Linked DNA regions of Mus musculus: region 1 is linked to region 2. A link is a loop called in an ENCODE intact Hi-C map of the cell type or tissue named here. Cell type or tissue: left cerebral cortex. All regions are shown on one strand. Each heading gives the region's core, and the rest is flanking DNA. Links, peaks and the distances in the headings are about the cores only. Region 1 overlaps Gm33262 (a long non-coding RNA gene). Region 2 overlaps Gm33359 (a long non-coding RNA gene).

Region 1 (9,204 bases), core at 799-8,798, 59 kb before region 2:
CATCAGGGCTGGAGCTGAAACCCTGGAGGATAAGCAGAGCTAAAGGACCCACACTCGCCACCTCACCTCTGCATTCAACTCTTCTCATAGGCTGTCTGCACAGAGCAGAGGTAATGCTTTAGAGGAGCGGTTCTCAACCTGTGGGTCGAGACCAGCTTGGAGGTCGAATATCCCTTTCACAGGGGTCCTCTAAGACCATCAGAAAACACAAATATTTACATTATGATTCATAACAGTTATCTAGCAACAATGAAATTAATCTTGTGATTGGGAACCACCACAATATGGGTGTAGGAGGAATGGAACATTCGGGGGCCACTTCTAAGTAGTGCAGTTGCAAAGGCATAACCTGCAGGAGGACCTAATTGAGGACTGCCTGAGAGACCAAGGCTCGCTGATGCAGACAATGCCAGCCAATTGGAATCTGCTATTTAGAAGAGATGCTTTTGGGGGACCAATGGGGTGGGGGCGGAGGGTATTAAAGGAGCTTGCAGCAGCGCTCAGAGGAGCTTGCTGCTGCTCACCTGCTGTTTCTCAGCCGCTCCCTAGTCTGTGTCTTTGACTCTGGACCACCTTACCTCTAACCCCCAAGGGCAGGTAGGGTCGGGCAGCAAGTCGTCTAGGGTGTAGGAAGCACACGGGAGACTGTATTAAAGGGTTACAGCATAAGAAAGCATTAGGAACATTGAAAACCACGGGTTTAGAGAGAGCTCATCTCAGGGCTTTGCAGGGAGGGAGTTTTTAGGGAGACAGAAAGCGTATCAGCCATGAATAAAATACCTGTGAATGGGACTACACATATGCACACACACAGAGATGTATCCAAACATGTATACACGCATGGGCACAGGTACACACTGGCACACACATGCAGACACCCTGGTATACACATATACATATGTATACATATATACAGATACATGTATACACATACACACACAGACACACAGTACTACAGGTCCTCTAGAGCGACTGGCTAAGCAGACCAACAATTCTAAGTACTAGTGAGGATATAAAATATTGGAGACCCTCACCTGCTGCTTTGAGGGCCATACATTCAAACATTTTAAGAAACTGGCCTCTGGGGCTGGAGAGATGGCTCAGTGGTTAAGAGCACTGACTATTCTACCAGAGGTCCTGAGTTCAGTTCCCAGCCACCACATGGTGGTTCACAACCCTCAGTAATGGGATCTAATGTCCTCTTCTGGTGTGTCTGAAGATACAGTGTGCTCACATATATAAAATGAATAAATCTTTAAAAAAAAAAAAAGGAAGGAAGGAAGGAAGGAAGGAAGGAAGGAAGGAAGGAAGGAAGGAAGGAAGGAAGGAAGAAACAAAACTGTCTTCTCTTCAAGATTATCCTATATATATCTCCTGGTCCAGTGTTTTTTCTCCTTATCCATCTTCAACAAAATTACACACATCAGAGCACCAAAGACACAAACTAACTACAGCTTACCTACCCATGATCTACAACAGTTTCCATTTTGAATGAGTTTTAAGAGAGAGAGACAGAGAGAGAAAGACAAAAGCAGAGCCGGGGCTGGGGCATCACCAAACCACATGCCCGAATCATTCACCAGGAAAGAAGCCCCTTTAAGGCGGGCAGCTGGGAGAAGCAGACAGCGCAGAGAGTCTTCACAGGTGAGGCATCAAAGAAAAAGAACAAACAGTAACACAGAGAGAGAACACCATGACATCCACCAGGAACTGACTGGGGAAGTTGAGGCAGCAGCTGGAGTCCCTGGCTGAGCCTTCTCTCCATGATTGAGCCTGCAGCTTCTCCTTCCCACTGCAGGTCACAGGATAGACACTGGTGACCGCTGCCAAGGGTGGAGACCTGCCGGCCACTCTCAAGTGCACAGGGGTCTCTTGGGCTGTTTTACTGTTCTCTTCGCCCGCTGTCACGGAGTTGGGGCAGCCCATCCTTAGTCAAGGGCCTCTGCGGCAGGACACCAAGAGACAACATGCTGAGGTCTGAAATGAGCGTGGGGCACCTTCCCACTTCCAGAGGACATTCCTCTCAAGCTCAAACAGTCCCTGGGAGTTTACCAGTCTAAACAGGATGGAGCCAGTTGAGACAGACCACAGACTCCTGATGGGCGGGGGGGGGGGGGGGGGGTGTAGAGAGGAGCCTTTGCCATGTCAATGTAAAACCAGGTAATGTGAATGGAATCTAAACGCGAAGCCATTCATCTGAAGTTTAAAATTGGCAAGGTCATGTGTCAAGGAAATCAATAACGTGCCGTTCTTGGGAAGGAGGGAGGTTCCTTTTTTATTTACTGATTCTTTTTTTTTTTTTTAACTTATGAGGCAGACTGCCCTTGAACATGGTAGGAATATGGTGCCTGTTGTCTTGGCAACCGGTCTGCAGGCCGCAGGTCGCTTGATGTCATAGGTTTGGGATGTTCTGATGCCAACAGGTTGAGAACAGCCTTGAGCTCCTGATCTTGCCTCAGCCTCCCAAGGGCTGGGGCAGCAGGCTTGACTTACTGCTTGTGACCCGGGTCTGGCTGCTCAGGTGGACTCACCCTGTGATGACCCTGTGTAGGTCTGTGACTTTCCCACTCGCCTGTGTGTGATGCTTCAGTAAAATATGTCACCTGGAAAGGATAAATGTTGGAAAAATAGTCGTGTGTATATGTATGTGTGTATGATATGTCTGTCTGTCTGTCTGTGATGTGTGTGTATGTGTGTATATATGTGTGTGTGTATGTATGGTGTGTGTGAATAAGTATGTGTGTATATTTGTGTATATGTGTATGAATGTATATGTGTTTATTTGTATATGTATGTGTGTATCTGTTGTGTGTGTATCTGTATATATGTTGTGTGTATGTGCGTGTGCATGTGTGTATTGTATCTGTATGTATGTATGTATGTATGTATATGTATATATATGTGTGTGTGTGTGTGTAAAGTTTGTGTGGTATGCAAGTGTAGTATGTGTGTGTGATGTGTGTGTATGTGTGTATATATGTATATATGGTGTGTGTGTATATGTATAGGATTTGTGTGTGTGTGTGTGTGTAAAGATGGCCTCTGGAAAGCTGCCTGCTGTCATTTCCTTTCTGGTCACAGTTTCTGGCTTAACCTCCATATAAGTTAAAGTGTGCCACTGCAGGGCACTCTCAGGGATCCTTCTGTGGAAGGACTGTTTCTCCCTTCTCAGTCAGCTGGTTCCCCAGATCCCTGACCACTCCTCCCCACTCCTCAGGTGGTGTGTGGTGCCCTCTCCAGACCTAACTGAGCAGCTCCTGCGGAAAGACCTCACAAAGCGCCTGGGTCGGTCAGTCTCCTTAGGGTCACGTGCCCATCAAGGCCACGCTCTGGCTGGGCACATGGAGCACTTGAGCTGGATTCCATGTGCTACAAGGCACCTGTTAGACAGGATGAGCTGAGCACGTAGTGTGACAGGACAGGGTGTGATGGAAGGTGACCTCGGTGCAGGCTGGCTTATGATTTCTTCCTCACTTCCCACACCTAGGTGGTTTTATCCTCCTAGATGCGGTCTCCCTTCCTTTGGCTACAATGTATCAGTGTTCCCATCTCTGTCCTTTGTGCAAGGAGGCTTCCCGGGCTGTGCAGGGGATCAAAGCTGCCCAGACCCAACAAGGCTGGAGCTGACCCGCCGAGCTTGCTATCCAGAGCCATTGCTCCCTGCTTTCTCTCTCCAGACTCTTCAATGGTCCTTTCATCTTTAGAGTTGACCCACTGTGTTTAAAATATCCTAACAAAGCTGGGTGTGGTGGTACACACATTTAATCCCAGCACTTGGGAGACAGAGGCGGGTGGATCTCTGTGAGTTTGAGGCCAGCCTGGTTTACTTAGCAAGTGTCAGGACAGCCAGGACTACATAGAGAGACCTTATTTAATAATAATAAATAATTTAATAATGAATTATTAAAATATATCAGATTATGATAAATATAATATCAATTTGTGTTTATTTTATTAAATATATTTATACGTATAAATATATAAATATATTTAATAATGGCCAAGGAAACGATTGCCTGCCTTCAAGACCCAAGTTCAATCCCCAGGACACAAATGGTAGGAGGACAGAGCCAACCTCTTACCTCCATATGTGTAATGTGGCACACACACATGCAGACATACACACATGCACACATGCATCACACGCAGGCACACACACACACACACACACACACACACACACACACACACACACTAAATAAACAAATATGTAATAAGAGAAAAGGTTGGGTCCTTACCGGTTTGCTTTCTTTTTTCTGAAGACTGAGGTGAAATTTACAGAGTGCAATGTTAGTTGCCATGGCTTGAATGTAGACCGTCACCACAGGCTCTTGCGTGTGAGTACCTGTCCCCAGCTGGCGGTGCTGTTGTGGGGGGTTGTGCCATCTTCTGATCATGGGCTGTAGCTGCTTGCTTCTGTCAGGGGAGCAGAGGAGGCGAGGCTTCGGGTCCTAGGCCTCTTTTCTTCCAATGCAGCAATGGTTTCCTTCTGATTCTGCTATGTCTTTACTACGATGGACAATATCTCCTGAACCGGGGGCCTAACTAAGGCTTTCCCCTTGGGACCATCTGTGGTGTTTGGCCATTAACCCACTCTTATTTAAATGCCATTAGCAGGATTTAACTCACCCCAAAGTCTACTTTCATCTATTTCTAAGCCATTGTCATTTCCCAAGTGGAGCCTCTGCCCACCATACAGTCCCTCCTAGTTCCCTCCTCTCCTTGGCCCCTGGCAGCCACAGAACACCCCTGCCCACCCAGGCCTTTCTTCTTACATATTCTGGACACTCCATATAAACAGAATCATGTAGTGTGTGACCTTTTGGGTCCGGATGCTTGCGTGTGACATACTTCATTGGTGATTCGTATGGGACTGTAAAGTGTAACAATATATTATCCCTTTTCAGGGCTGAATAATGTTCCATTGTGTGGAATAGCACATTTTGTTTCACTGGTGGATAGAAATCAGGGGAGCATCTGAGCCTCCTAAGTACCCAGATAGAGTTGCTGCACCCACATTCCTTCTCTGAAACATTTGTTGATTTGTGGGTGTATGAGTATGGGGGTGTGTGCCACGGCTCACGCATGGAATTCTGAGAACAACTGTGGGAGTCAGCTTCCTCCTTCTGCCATGTGGGTCTTGGGGACTGCGCCCAGGTCGGCAAGCTTGGTGGCTAGCGCCTTTACCTGCTGCACCGTCTCGCCACCTCCCCCCCCCATATGCTTTCCATAACGTTGTTTTATATTTTCATTTGCCAGATGGCTTCTGTCGATGGATACTGAGACTCCTTCCTGGATGGAAGGCTCCAGAACACAGCTCTGGTGATGACATAGGCAGGGTATTTTCAGGTTCTCAGGCCCACCCCGAAAGGAGGACCTTGGTGGACAGCTATTAAAGTCCACAGCTAGTGCCATTGCCCCGGAGCTCTAAGAAATTGGATTTGGTGAGGGTGATCTGGGAGTGGGGTGCTCCTCCAAGGATGGTACCCACGGCCTGTATCCATTCTTGCCTTTCTTCTGGGATGGAGTCCCTGGGAGGATGGGAGCTGCATTCCCACACCTGACCCCTGGCGCTCCCAACAGTAGGAAGAGAGGCATGGTGAGGATACTGACTGTACCCTGGTGACAAGTGACAGGAGGCAGGCAGGCTTGGGCAACAGCGGCTGACACCCACAGAAACGACTTCCACTGCGAGTGCTATGCTTGTGGCAGCCTGAGGGAGGGATGCGCAGAGTCCTCGCTGCAGAGATGGTTGCAGAGGTCCCTCGTCCCTGGTCACATCACAAAGTACTCAACATCTGCTCCATGGTGTCTGTTAAGTGCAGCTCCTCCTGGGACCTGGCTGGGCATCATGTCCAGGGAGGAGCAATGTCTGTCACTGTTCTGTTGCTGTGAAGAGACACTATGACCATGCCAACTCATAGATGAAAGCATTCAATTGGGGGCTTGCTTACAGTTTCGGAGGGTTAAGGTCATCCATGATCATTATGTGGGGAGCATGTGTGGCAAGCATGCTCCTGGAGAAGGAGCTGAGAGCTATGTCCTGATCTAGGCAGACAGGCAGGGGCTGGGCCCGGCTTGGGCTTTCTAAGCCTCAAAGCCCACTCGCAGTGACATACCTCCTTCAACAAGGCCACACCTCCCAACCCTTCTAAGCCTTTGATACAGTTCTGCTTCCCGGTGACTAAGCATTCAAGTCAATGAGTCTATAGGATCCATTCTTAGACCACCACAGGTGCTGAGCCAGCTGGAACAGGTTTCTGTATGTTTGTTTGTTTTAATGTGAGGGTGTATGCTTATAAGCATGTGTGGAGATGCACATGTGTGCATGAATATGGGGTATGCTTGAAGGCCAGCCAGAGAACAACCTTACGCATCATCCTTAAAAGCTCTGTCCATCTCCTTTGAATAAGATCTCTCACAGGCCCGGAGCTCACTAATTAGCCTAGTCTGGCCACTGAGCCCCAGAGTCCTTCAGTGTGCCTCATACACACTGAGGTCACAGTGTTGCCATTATATCAATATACGTGGCATTTCTGTGTGGGCTCTGGGGACTATACTCAGCTCCTTGTACCTGGGAGCCAAGCACTTTACCAACCAAGCCATTCACCAACCAGCCCCTGTTCGATGCTAAAGATGGAAGGAAAGGAGGTGCTTCCTCTTGTGTATGTTGTCATCAGCTTCCCCATTTGCATAAAGCGTGGTTCTCAACCCATGGGTCTTGACCTCTGGGGCATTGACTGACCCTTCCACAGATCATATCAGATCTCCTACAAATCAGATCTCCTACATATCAGATATTTTACATTACGATTCATAACAGGAGCAAAATTACAGTTACGCAGTAGAAAATAATTTTTTGGTTGGGGGTCACCACAGCATGAGGCATGGTATTTAAGTGTCACAGCATTAGGAAGGTTGAGAACTGCTGTCATAAAGAGAACAGGTGGCTCTAGGCCACTGTGAGGATCAGGTGAGCTCAGACTTGCCGAGGGTTCGGAAGCTCTGCTCTGGGCCATTGTGAAGTGACATTCCTTGGGTCATTCTATACTCTAGACTCCTTTCCAGTCCCCAAGGAGCCAAACTCAGGGCTGTCCTTTAACCCTGTAGACTTTCATGTCAAAAGTGTGCCAGGTGAGACTGGATTAAGATAGAGTGCCCCACGGGACCAAGAATGGTGATTTCACATAAAGTGTATCCTGGCTGTTAGTGACTTCAAAGTACCACTTCCTCCAATGTGGGCCTGATAACTGTCACCCTGTAATAAGGACCAGCTGCTCAGAGGGGAGGACGTTCCCCCAGCTGGGAAGAGGTGGAGCTGGGAATGCAGCCCTCCTTCCCACGGATTCCAGCTGTGTCCTTCAAGGCTGGGGCAGGAGAGCACTGGCTTCCCAGAGCTGGGGGCAGTGTGGCTTGAAGTTATTTATGCACTGGCCTAGTGGGTATCAAACCTCCATGCAAGGTTTGATAGGTTTTGTTGTTGTTGTTGTTTTGTTTTGTTTTGTTTTCCTGTTGTTAACTTAAAGGAGAAATTGAAATCAATGGAAATCATATTGGGCGACACAAATTTCAGCCCAGATAATCCATACTGGAACACCCCAAATGGTGTGCATGGGGCAGGTGTCGGAGAGGGCTTAGAGAGGACTTCTCTAAGGATCCGGTTTTGGGACAAGTCACGAGCTGGGCAAAAAATCGAATTTGCAAACCAGTCTGTTTTGAGTTCTGATGGGTGAGTTAATTAGCCAGCTCTCAGCTAAGACTTATAGAAGATGGGTGGTACTGGCCCCTTGTTTACCTAGGTCAGTTTAAACAGTCCACGTCTGACCTCCGGCCAGTGTGAAATCAATCCTTCCACTGCCCCTGTTTCTCTGAGGAAACGGGGGTTGGGGGGGGGTGCTGAGCCGGGCTCTTCCTTTGCCTTCTGCATGCCAGCCAGCACCTGACCTCCTTCCAGCAAGTTCTTCTTCGTTCCAAGGTCAGAGGCCAATCTCATGGGCCCTGGGAGCTAAGATGAGCTAAGGTGTATAACACACCTTGCTCCATGGTCCTGGGCATCTGCATAGGTGTGAAGGCTCAACCATCTCCACCAACAAGGAGCCAGATTTATGGAGATGAGTCTGACATGTTGACATGGTAGGCAGGGCCAGACCTTGACCTTTGGCCTCAGATCTTAGACCTTTGCATCAACCCATGAACTGGTGGCCCAGCAAACCCAGGGACTCCTCTAAGAAACAGAAGCTCATTAGGTTGTGAGGCAGATGCATATTCATCCATGATAATTTAGAACATGTAATCTTGCCAAGGAGAAGAAAATAAAACCCACCAGCGTTCTCACCGCCTGGGGACCGCCAAGGCTGCCGTGTGTATTTTCAGCCTTCGGGGGAAACTTTAGATCCTAACACTGAGGTGCCCTGCTGGCTCTTAGCCACCATCTGGGGCTTCTGCAGGGTTTCCTACTTCACAGAAGTGGGCTTCTGAAGCTATGGTTCTCTGTCATGGGGCTGGCCTGAGCCCTGAAGGATGCTTGAAACTTTCCTGCTCCACTCATTGTCCCCACCTGATCCCAGTACTACCCTTCAAGCCAGGACCATCAAAACCATCTCTAGATATTTCCGGGATGAGCATCTCTGGGTTTGGGGGTGAAGGTACTGGGATCAGCCAGAGGTGATGTCCCATTTCTGCTTTGATATGGCCCCAGGGCAGTGAGCTCTGCCCCTCCTCTGGGAAAGAAACATCAGAAGCTTTCCAGCCTGCAGCTCTGGAGAGGAGGAACCATACGGGTGGGGCGGGTGGGGCACCAGGACTGTGTTCACTGTAGGGAGCCACAGCAGCCTTGGGGAGGCCCAACTTCCCCCAAACGTTAAGAAGTATAGTGAGCTCTTCTGTTTTTTTGGGTCGTCCTCTGACAGAGTGCTGCGTTCTGCTTGTCTCAGGGAGGCAAAAGGATCTGGAACAAAGGGCAGCTTTGGAGGTAGCCAGCTTTGGTAACCTACATAAGTGGGTAGGTCTTTCTGTGCCTCTGTTTCTTCATCTATAACCAGAAAGCAATGGTAGTATCTTCATGTCATGGACTCAAGAAATGAAGTGATTTTACCTACTATGGCTATATTAATACGATGTGTGCCCAGTGCGGGCTTGGAGGGGCATGTTGGGCACTGCCAGGGCAGCCTGTGAGAAGCTCCAGCAGTCTGCAGACCAAGAGAA
Region 2 (9,204 bases), core at 797-8,796:
TGTTCCTGGGTGCAGGTGTGTCTGAGTGCAGGTGTTCCTGGGTGCAGGTGTGTCTGGGTGCAGGTGTGTCTGAGTGCAGGTGTTCCTGGGTGCAGGTGTGTCTGGGTGCAGGTGTGTCTGAGTGCAGGTGTTCCTGGGCTCAGGTGTGTCTGGATGCCAGGACTGCCTGGGGGCGCCTGTGTCCCATCCTCACTTTCTATGTAGGAAGAAAGTTTGAGGGTCACATGATTTCCCACTCAACCTCAGGCCCAGTGATTTTTGAGGTGTTGGGATGTTTTTTGTCAACAACCAGCTGTCTCAGGGGTCATCTACTCTATCTGCCTAGAAACTGCTCAAAGGCAGAGAGCTCCTGGTTGCTTTCTTTTTTTTCTCTGGATGCTGGCCCTGGCAGAAGTGTAGCAAGTGGCGCCCTCTAGTGATAAAGGCTTTGCAAGGCCTGAGTATGGGGGGCTTGGGGTTGTAATAGACAACCTTGGCCTAAAGCCTTGGTCACTCGGTGACCAGGGCTGGCAGGCTTTCTGCTCTGGCTCCTCAGTCTTTCATTCTTCTTTGGTCCCAGGGTTCTGGGGCGGCGGCTGCTGTGACTGGAGCAGCTTCAGTTCCTTGCCCGGTACCCGGACTGCAGTCAGCTCCCTGGGATGTAGACTGCATGTGGTAGCTCCTGGCTGTGCAGGGCCAAGGCCTGTCTTTTCATCGGCCTGCTAGAAAGTTCTATTCGTGTAGGATCAAGAATAAGACTGGAGAAGTACCCTCGGGGGCAAAGGTAAGATGGCTCAGTGTGTAAAGGCAGTTGCCACCAAGCCTGATGACTTGAGTTCAATCCCCAGGACCCACAGGACAGAAAGAGAGAACCTGTTATGACACCCCCTCCCCCTCCCCCCCTTGCTACACACACACATATTAAAATGCAATGCAAAAAATTTTTTTAAAAGAAGGTTTGACAACAGGTGTCATTCTTCCTCCTAAGAACGCAGAGGCACTGGGGTAAGGACAAAATGTCAACTAATTAATGTTTTGTTTGTCACCATGGAAAGCTTGCCACGCTCCAGTCGCTCAGCGTCTTCTACCTCCAGTTGCAGCCGCTCAGCTAGTGATTCATCTCCTAATGTTCTAAACATTCCCAGCCCGGCTCCAGAGCCGCACATCATGTCTAAGTCCGATTTGTCCCCCAGTCGCAGCCTTTCTGCTGGGGTGTGCAGGGCAGATGGCTTTGATCAGGGCCAAGGCTGTATGCGTAAGGAATTGCTAATGTGTGTGCTGGCCCACAGCTCCAGCAGCAGCCAGAGCTTCAGGCTGAGACTGGGAATCAGGACCCCCTTTCCGGGACCTGGAGTTCTGCTATCCTGGAGAGGTAGCCGGAAAGGACCCTGGCGAATGCCCAGGAGAACTCCAAAATAGCCTGCTTCTTTGTGGTTTGTTGAGATGTCTGTTGGTACAAGGCAAAGTAGGGATGTGGCCAGCTCAGCTTCTGCAGGTACCCAGGGGAGGGGGGGGTCTTAGGAATGGTGTTTGTGTGCGCACACACGCATGCATGTGTGTATACCGGCTGTTGACTTTGTATTTGGCACAGGCCACCACCTGCCTCTGCAGTTGATCCTGCCCAGTGCTGAGCTGGGGAGTCAGATGATTGAGTTATAGCTGCCGGGCTTCTTTCTGGAACCCTCATAATAAAGATGAATGAGCTGCCTGCTCCGAGTTAGGAACGCCTTCGGAACAGGGCTCTTTCCCTTTCTTATGCACATTATGGAGAGAAATTATCTTAATCTAAAAAAGAAAAAAAAATCACAGAAAGTCTAAGAAATGTGTGTGCCAGCCCTCCAAAGAGGGAGGGAGTCAGGCTGGGGGAGTGAAGGAATGTTCTAGAACCTTTGGAGCTCTCTAGCTGTTGTGAGAACTTGGGGCTGGGGGTGGTCTTACCTTGTTCCCCTCCCCCATGGTTTGAAGCTCTAGCCCCCACCCCCACCCCCACCTGGAGATGGGGTAACTAAACAGGACAGAGGAAGTGAAGATGGAACCCTGCTCCATGGCACTGAAGAGGGGAGAGGGCCCCAAGCTCCGCTGCTATCTATGAACACAGTAAAGGCCTCTCAAGGATTTGGGGAGGGGGGCCTGCCTTCTGTAGGCAAGACCCTCTAGAGCGCCCACAATAGCCCAAGTGCCCCGTACCTGGGTTCACAGACAACACCGTGATGTGGGGGCCAGTGTTTGTTACACAGCCTGAGCTGACTCCAGTACCCTCTGCCTCTGCGTGAAACATGTGGAGGGCATTTTGGGGGTGCCCCTTGGCAGGAGTCTGACATTGGCCAAGGACAAGGAAGAAAGAATCTGGTTTTAGGGTGGAACAAAGAAGTAGGCTCAGATAGCTTGATCATCCTTAGAAACAGCGATCACTGGAGTGATCACGGGGCTGTGTGTTTATTGTCTTGCTTGCTCCTTGACTATTGTCTTGCTAGATTCCTCATTGTACTCCTCGCACTTAATACTTCCATGTAATTAAAATGGCATAAAAAGCAGATTGGGAAAATTAAATTTGCCTTCAGTCTCAGAATTGACTGGGGTCACGCTACAATGCTGTCTAACTGTCTTTTTTCTTTTTAATCCTCACTCCCACACTGGAGAACCCGTTGACTGAGCAGGCTTGGTCAGAAACGCTAACCTCTAAACTCTCCAGCCCTCACCCAGGCTGGACTGCTCTCTAGAGTGCATGGGCTCTGTGTGGCTTCTTTGCTCTTTTCAACCTGCTTGTGGGGTGTCAGGAACTCCACGTCACTTCCCGGGAACCCAAGCAGTTTGTCCAAGGGCACACAACCAGGGAGAGCGAGTGAGGTGCAGGGCCCAGCTACGTCTTCCAGCCCCAGTTCATGTCTTTCTCTAGGAGGCTCCGGGTCACCTGAGCCTCAGGGCTTTGCAAAAAAAACATGTTTGCCTCCCAGCCTCCTCCTTAACATCCACCCAGAAGGACGAATCTGTGAGCACAGCAGCCCAGAGCCACCTGGCTGCAGGCCTTAAGCGGTTCCGGAAAACAGGGCATGGGGGATTTGGGTCCTCTGGCTTAAGCACACAGCAAGGTGCCTGCAGCATCCCATCATGCCGCACCTCCCAGTTTCCTCCTCTCCGCTGCCCTCCCAAGGGACAGAGGACCAGCCTCTTAGGCCCCGTGGCTTGATGCCCAGGGCCCCAAATGTCTACATTTGGGTCATTTCACTCCTGCGCTTATACCTCTTCAGAAGCAACTTGTTGTGACTGGCTCCTTTGGAGCCTTGAGCTGAGGTCATTGCTTTCGGGTGACAGGGTGTTATCCCCCGGGGAATCTCCTCTGCCACCTCGCAGTGTGACAAAAAAGATGACAAGGGGTAGCAAGTCCCCTTCTCACCTCTCACCTCCTAACAGGAGCTGTTAGGGCCAGAGCCTGAGACCTGACAGCTCTAAAACTGGGACTTGCTGCCCCTCCTCACTGTGCCAATGAAAGAGGCAGCCGCGGTGGAAACAGAGAAAGGAGGTTTGCTCAGGGTGGTCACATGGGAAGAGAAGAGTGGAGAGGTGGCAGAGATCCCCAACTCCATCTTTAAGGTCCTCCCTGAAGTTCAGGTTATAGAAGCCCAGAGGTCTGTGCGGCTAAGCAGGCCTGGCCGAGGTGTGTCCCACAGGTCACTGACCCATCTGTCTCTGCTCCAGTCTCTCCTGAAAGGTGATTTGGGTGGCTGGAAAACTCTGTGTGGGAAGCCAGCCCCCCTGACTGGCACCAGGCTCTAGGCTTTCCCTTCTCCCAGCCTAGAACCTGCTGAAACTCTTCTTCAGAAATCCTGCCCCAACCCCGCAATAGCCAAAGAAAGACAGTATCTTTTTAGAGTATCTTCTCTCCTACCAGCAGGGTGATGGTCTTACCCACTGAGCGCCAGGGAGGAGGTGATGGGCTACATATCTGGGCCCATTTTCCAAAGGAGAAAACTGATGCCGGAGGAAAGGTTTTGGAGTCTGGTCTGGATTAGGATATCCTGCTGTGGCCTTTGTGCAGGGACTCTTCTCACAACCGTAGAACTGACTTCTGATCCCAGAGAGGGACAGAGAGCAGTATGTGGTAATCCGGCAGGGGATTATCAACAATTACATAGAGCACACAGAGCCCAGATCAAGTCTTTTGAAAACCTCAAAGCCCACCCATCTGTCCCAGCAAGGCCACACCTCCTCCAACAAGGCCACACCTCCTCCAACAAGGCCACACCTCCTCCAACAAGGCCACACCTCCTCCAGCAAGGCCACGCCTCCTAATCCTTCCCAAACAGTTCCACCAACTGGGGACCCAGCCTTCAAACATGTGAGCATTATCAAACTACCACATTCTGCTTTTGTGTGCATGTGCAGGTTCGAGTGCATGTATGTGCACACATGTGTGCATGCCTGTGAATGTACACCCATGTGTACACGTGTGGCCAGATGACTTCTGATAGCATTATCTCCATGATCACACTCAGTGGCTACAGCTCTTCCTTCTCTATCAGCCAATGCCTCAGGGGCTGGGGAGGACACCTCGTGAGTCCCTCTCCTCTCCACGGCAGAGAGGATGTTGACACTCCATCTTGCGGTGTCCTGTGCACGTTGGCCCTGCTGCTGAGTTCAAGAGTACCACAGTCACATATGACGACACCCTGCTTCTCCTCTGCTCTCTCAGTCCCTCTGTCCCTTCCTCCCTGTGACAGAGGACTCAACAGTCACATATTCACAAGGCTTTGGGTCTCTGCAGTTGCCACTGCTCACAATGCTTACCCTTGTTACCCCACAACTTATTGAGGACAAGTCTCCCCATCAGCCTGTATAGAACTTTCTCCCACGACAAAAACTAGCCAGCAGGAAGGAAGATTCCAGACAGTTCAGCCTTGATCTCTCTACATCCTACAAACAGAGCGTGTGGTTCTTCAGGAACAGGGTCTTGCCCATCGGATTCTGGTGGGCAGCCAACAATCGCCTGTATTGTTTGGGGGTCTCTGGAGCCTCCTTGACCAACAGCTCATAGAGAGGCAGCCCACCCCTGACACTGGGATTTTTGTGTATTGGCCCATGGCTTCTGAGTACAGCTTTATCTACCCTCAAAGGGCATCCAGAATATGACTGCCTACCCTCACTCTACCGGAGGACATTAATAGAATCATTCTTGGCCAAGAATTGGCCCAGCTTGGTATACTACCCACCATGCATACTCGGCCTCAAGCACCTCATGCCTCCGCCCACCAGGTGGCAGTACCTCTGGCCTCCGCCCACCAGGTGGCAGCACCTCTGGCCTCTGCCCACCAGACAACATCTGCATTTGTGCCCCACGGGTTCCCAGGACTGCTGTGGCATCCACACACCATGATGCTTGGACTGGGTATCTGCCCACTGGGCCTGACTCATTCTTCAGATCCTGCCTTCTGGTGTGGTGAGTCACCACAGAAGGTATCAGCTGCCAGGTGACAGTTAACTAGCTTTCTGGAGCCTCACACAAAATATTTGCAAGAGCATGAAAAGAGAGGGATTCTCTTGTTTAGTTCCCAGGTTCAGAGGTCATCCCATGGTCCTGACCTCTGCTGACTCTGGTCTGCAGTGAGGTATAACACTGTGGGGACATAGCATGGGGGAAGGGCTGATTGTCTCCCAGAAGACTGGAAACAGAGAGAGATGACCCAGAATGACAGACAGCCCTCAAGGACCCACCCCTGGTGACGTACTTCTTCTAACCCCCCCCACACACACACACACCTCCAAAAGTTTCTAGAACCTTCCAAAATATCACCACCAGCTAGGTATCAAGCCTTCAACTCATGAGACTTTGGGAGATTTTCATATCCACACAGTAACAAGAGTGATGGTGGGGGTCCCTTGCCTCTGCCACAGCAGCCAGACATCATAGTTGACTATGAGCAGCAGCAGGCTGCTATACCAGCTCCTACGTCTCGTGGGCTATGGCCACGATTTTCTACTTCCATGGTGAGCAGTAGATGTGGCTGCCAAAGCCAAATGACACAGCCGTGGCTTCCACTCATCTCTCGGTGTCTTTGTCTCTCTAGAAGACCTGCCAATCAAGCGAGGATCTGGTTTTCTACCTAAGCTGCAGGGTATTTTTACACCAGGTGGGAAGCTCGCCTCTCCGTGAGTCATTTTCCGCCCAGCTGTCCGGCATGCCCCTCCGATGTTAAGGATGTTGGCGGCACGAGTCACCACGGTGGGCTTACCGTGTTGCCGCGGATGGCATGTCACGTCTTTAGAACCTCCCCGTGTGTTTTAATTACTTTTCTGATGCTGTGATAAAACACCGCTGCCAAGGCTGCTCATGGAAGGAAAGGTTTATTTGTGGCTTACAGTTCTGGGCAGAGAAAACACCATCGCCACTATGGCGGGAGAGCTCGCTATGGTGGGAGAGCTCCGCAGCTGCCGAGGAGAGCAGCAGCCAAGCGCTCACACCCTAAACCACAAACAGGAAGTACAGAGGGGAGAGCCTCTTGGAAACCTCAAAGCCTGCCCCCAATGATGTACTTCCGGCCTCAAGGCTCCATGTCCTAAACCTCCCTACACAGTGCTACTAGCTGAGGAACGAGTGTCCCAATGTCCTAGACTCCAGAGGATTCTCATCATAAAGCCCAGGTGGAGCTTAGACTGTGAGCTTCTTAGACCGTGAGCCAAGAGAAATCCTTTCCCCTGAAGCTGCTCTTGACAGGTATTTTCAGAGCAATAAGAAAAGCAACTGACGTGACTTCGGGGACCCCACCAGTGACAAGAGAAGCTGCCAGCAAGAAGCACCCCACCAGACATAGCCGCTTGGCCCTGGCTTCCAAAACCAAGAGCCAACACATCTCGACTGTATGAACTGCCTGTCTGAGTATCAGGGACAGCGCCAGGCAAGACCCTCACAGTGGGACTGTGCCTGTGTCCCTCCCCAGGCCTGTGGAGAGGGGCAAGGAAGAGACAGTCCTGTTACTGTCCACATCTCTCTTCTCCCCAAGGCTCTTTTTGTAGCCCAGTGAAGCACATTATTTCAAAGACAACACCCCCCCCCCCCCCGCCAGCTGTGGCCAGAAGTCTTCAATGATGGAAGCATTTTGAAGTCCCCTCTCCTGGTCTGCAGCATATCTTAAACCTAGCCCCACCGCACCCACATCTGCTCTTCCTGGCTGCTGCTCCTGTGTGGTCTTGTAAATATGTGGGCCATACTATGGTTCGATGTAGCCAAGGCTGGCCTCAAAACTCAAGGCAATTCTCTTGCCTCTGCCTCTGCCTCCTGCCTCGAGCCTTTCCTCCCAGCTTAAGCATGATGCTTGAGTCCCTGCCCAGGCAGGAAGTCTCCCCTGAGCTCCTGGCAAGGCTGCTGTTATGCCATCCTGAGGACTATATTTATCAAGATGCAGCTAGCCCTGGGAGGTGAGACTGTGCCCATGCTGCCTCAGGTATCTTCTTTGCTGCAGGATGCATCCCTGTTCTGTCACCAAAGAATGCACTTGACTCCCTTGGGCACAGTTTCTCCACCTATCACCTCCACACTGGCAGTGACCATGTGACTCAGTACTGTGTTGTGTATTTCTCTTCTTAGGAAAGTGTGACCAGAGGTAGTGGGTTCATCTGCATCAATGTCCCCCAGTGCTTCTGGGCAGCCTGCTGAGGAAGTCTTAGGAGTATCAATGCGCCAAGGAAGCAGCTGAGGCACTTCTAGGTTTACATGGCCCCTAGAGCAGAGGCTCTCAACCCGCCTAATGCGTGACCCTTTATGTCATCATGTTGGGCTGACCCCAACCATAAAAATATTTTCTTTTTTTTAAAAAAGATCTATTTATGTATTATATGTAAGTACACTGTAACTGTCTTCAGACACTCCAGAAGAGGGCGTCAGATTTCATTACGAATGGTTGTGAGGCACAATGTGGTTGCTGGGATTTGAACTCAGGACCTTCAGAAAAGCAGTCGGCGCTCTTAACCACTGAGCCATCTCGCCAGCCCCATAAAAATGTTTTCATTGCTACTTCATAGCTATACATTTGCTACTCTTATGAATCATAATGTAAATATCTGAAATGCAAGCTCTCTGATGTGGGACCCCTGTGAGAAAGGTGTTCAACACCCCCCAGCAGGGGTCAGGATCCATAGGTTGAGGACTGCTACCCTTGAGCATCTCACACCAGTGGGCTTCCAGGCCTCACCTGTCACCCTTAGAGTCCATCCGAGTCAGTCGTGGGAGCTCGGCAGTGGGGTCACATTGATCCTCCTGCCCTCCAGTCCCCCTACCACCAGGAAGCTCGGAGACAGACAAGTCAGTAAAGCACAAGATCAGCAGGGGAAGGGTTTGGGGTCAGTGCAGAAGACCCGGGGCTGAACTTGAAACCGAGCAGGCTCCCTAGGGTGCAGGGCAGAGCTGACCACAGAAGTTCCACCTGCCACAGAGGGTGCAGGAGGTAAGGCCAGAGGAAGTCAGGGCTCTCTAGAGCCGCAGAGCTTATGGAGTATCCCTGTATATGAAGGGAATTCATTGAGATGATGTACAGTCTGCAGTCCTACTGACCCAACAGTGGGCAGCTGTGAATGGGAAGCCCAAGAGTCTAGTCATTGCTCAGGCCCACGAGGCTAGTTGTTTCAGCTGGTCTTCTGTAGACGCTGGAGTCTGAAGAAGTGGGTTCCAACGGATGTGCTGGCAAGAAAGTGCAAGCAGGTGGAGAAGAGTGAGTCGTCTTCTTTCAGTGTCCGTATGTCGGCCTCCAGAAAAAGGCGTGGCCCAGATTAAGGGTGAGAACTACCACATCTGGACTTGGAATTTGCTCTGCCCCAGGGCTGGCCTTGAACTCAGAGATCTGCTTGTCTGTGTCTCCTGGGATTAAAGGTGTGTACTACCCTGCCTGGGCCTAAGCTTTTCATGGCCACGAGATCCGGATCGCAGGTGTGCCCTCCATTTCTGGATTGTAGTTCATTCCCGATGAAGTCAAGTTGACAACCAGGAGTAGCCACCACAGCAAGGCTGCTGATGGCCATAGGCAGGCCTCCCTCCGGGGAATGGGCCAGCTGGAAGGGAGGGCAGATAGGTCAGCCGGTGGCTACCAGCTCATAAGCAGAGGCTAACATCAGCCTAGACAGCAGTGCCACACCAAAGAATAACAGGCTGGTAGACTGGAGAAGCCACAGGTCCCTGGCCGGAACCTGTAAATGTAAGCCATCTGGACACTTCCTTGTTCAGCATCTCTGAGCCAGGCA

What was found. Peaks named below come from ENCODE experiments on the same cell type or tissue, not always from the same donor. Only the 100,000 strongest peaks of a DNase experiment are listed, where the experiment ranks them.
Region 1: a loop joins it to region 2, with 2.7 times the contacts of the local background. A loop is called at or near these places in 2 of 42 quality-filtered maps.

What each region holds. Positions count from the first base shown.
Region 1 is chr2:168,364,166-168,373,369 of GRCm38, forward strand. All of the region lies in intron 1 of Gm33262 (a long non-coding RNA gene), which reads left to right. Among named protein-coding and RNA genes, the nearest start is that of Gm22704, 33 kb to the left of the region's middle. In left cerebral cortex, for the core only: no CTCF peak of the experiment used is centred there; DNase peaks (open chromatin) are centred at 5,686 and 8,312.
Region 2 is chr2:168,423,325-168,432,528 of GRCm38, forward strand. Gm33359 (a long non-coding RNA gene) reads left to right here. Exons shown (of 3, transcript XR_375301.2): 3 at 560-812. Among named protein-coding and RNA genes, the nearest start is that of Gm33413, 12 kb to the right of the region's middle. In left cerebral cortex, for the core only: a CTCF peak has its summit at 5,241 (motif pointing right); DNase peaks (open chromatin) are centred at 1,115, 1,723, 5,395 and 6,134; H3K27ac peaks cover 548 bases.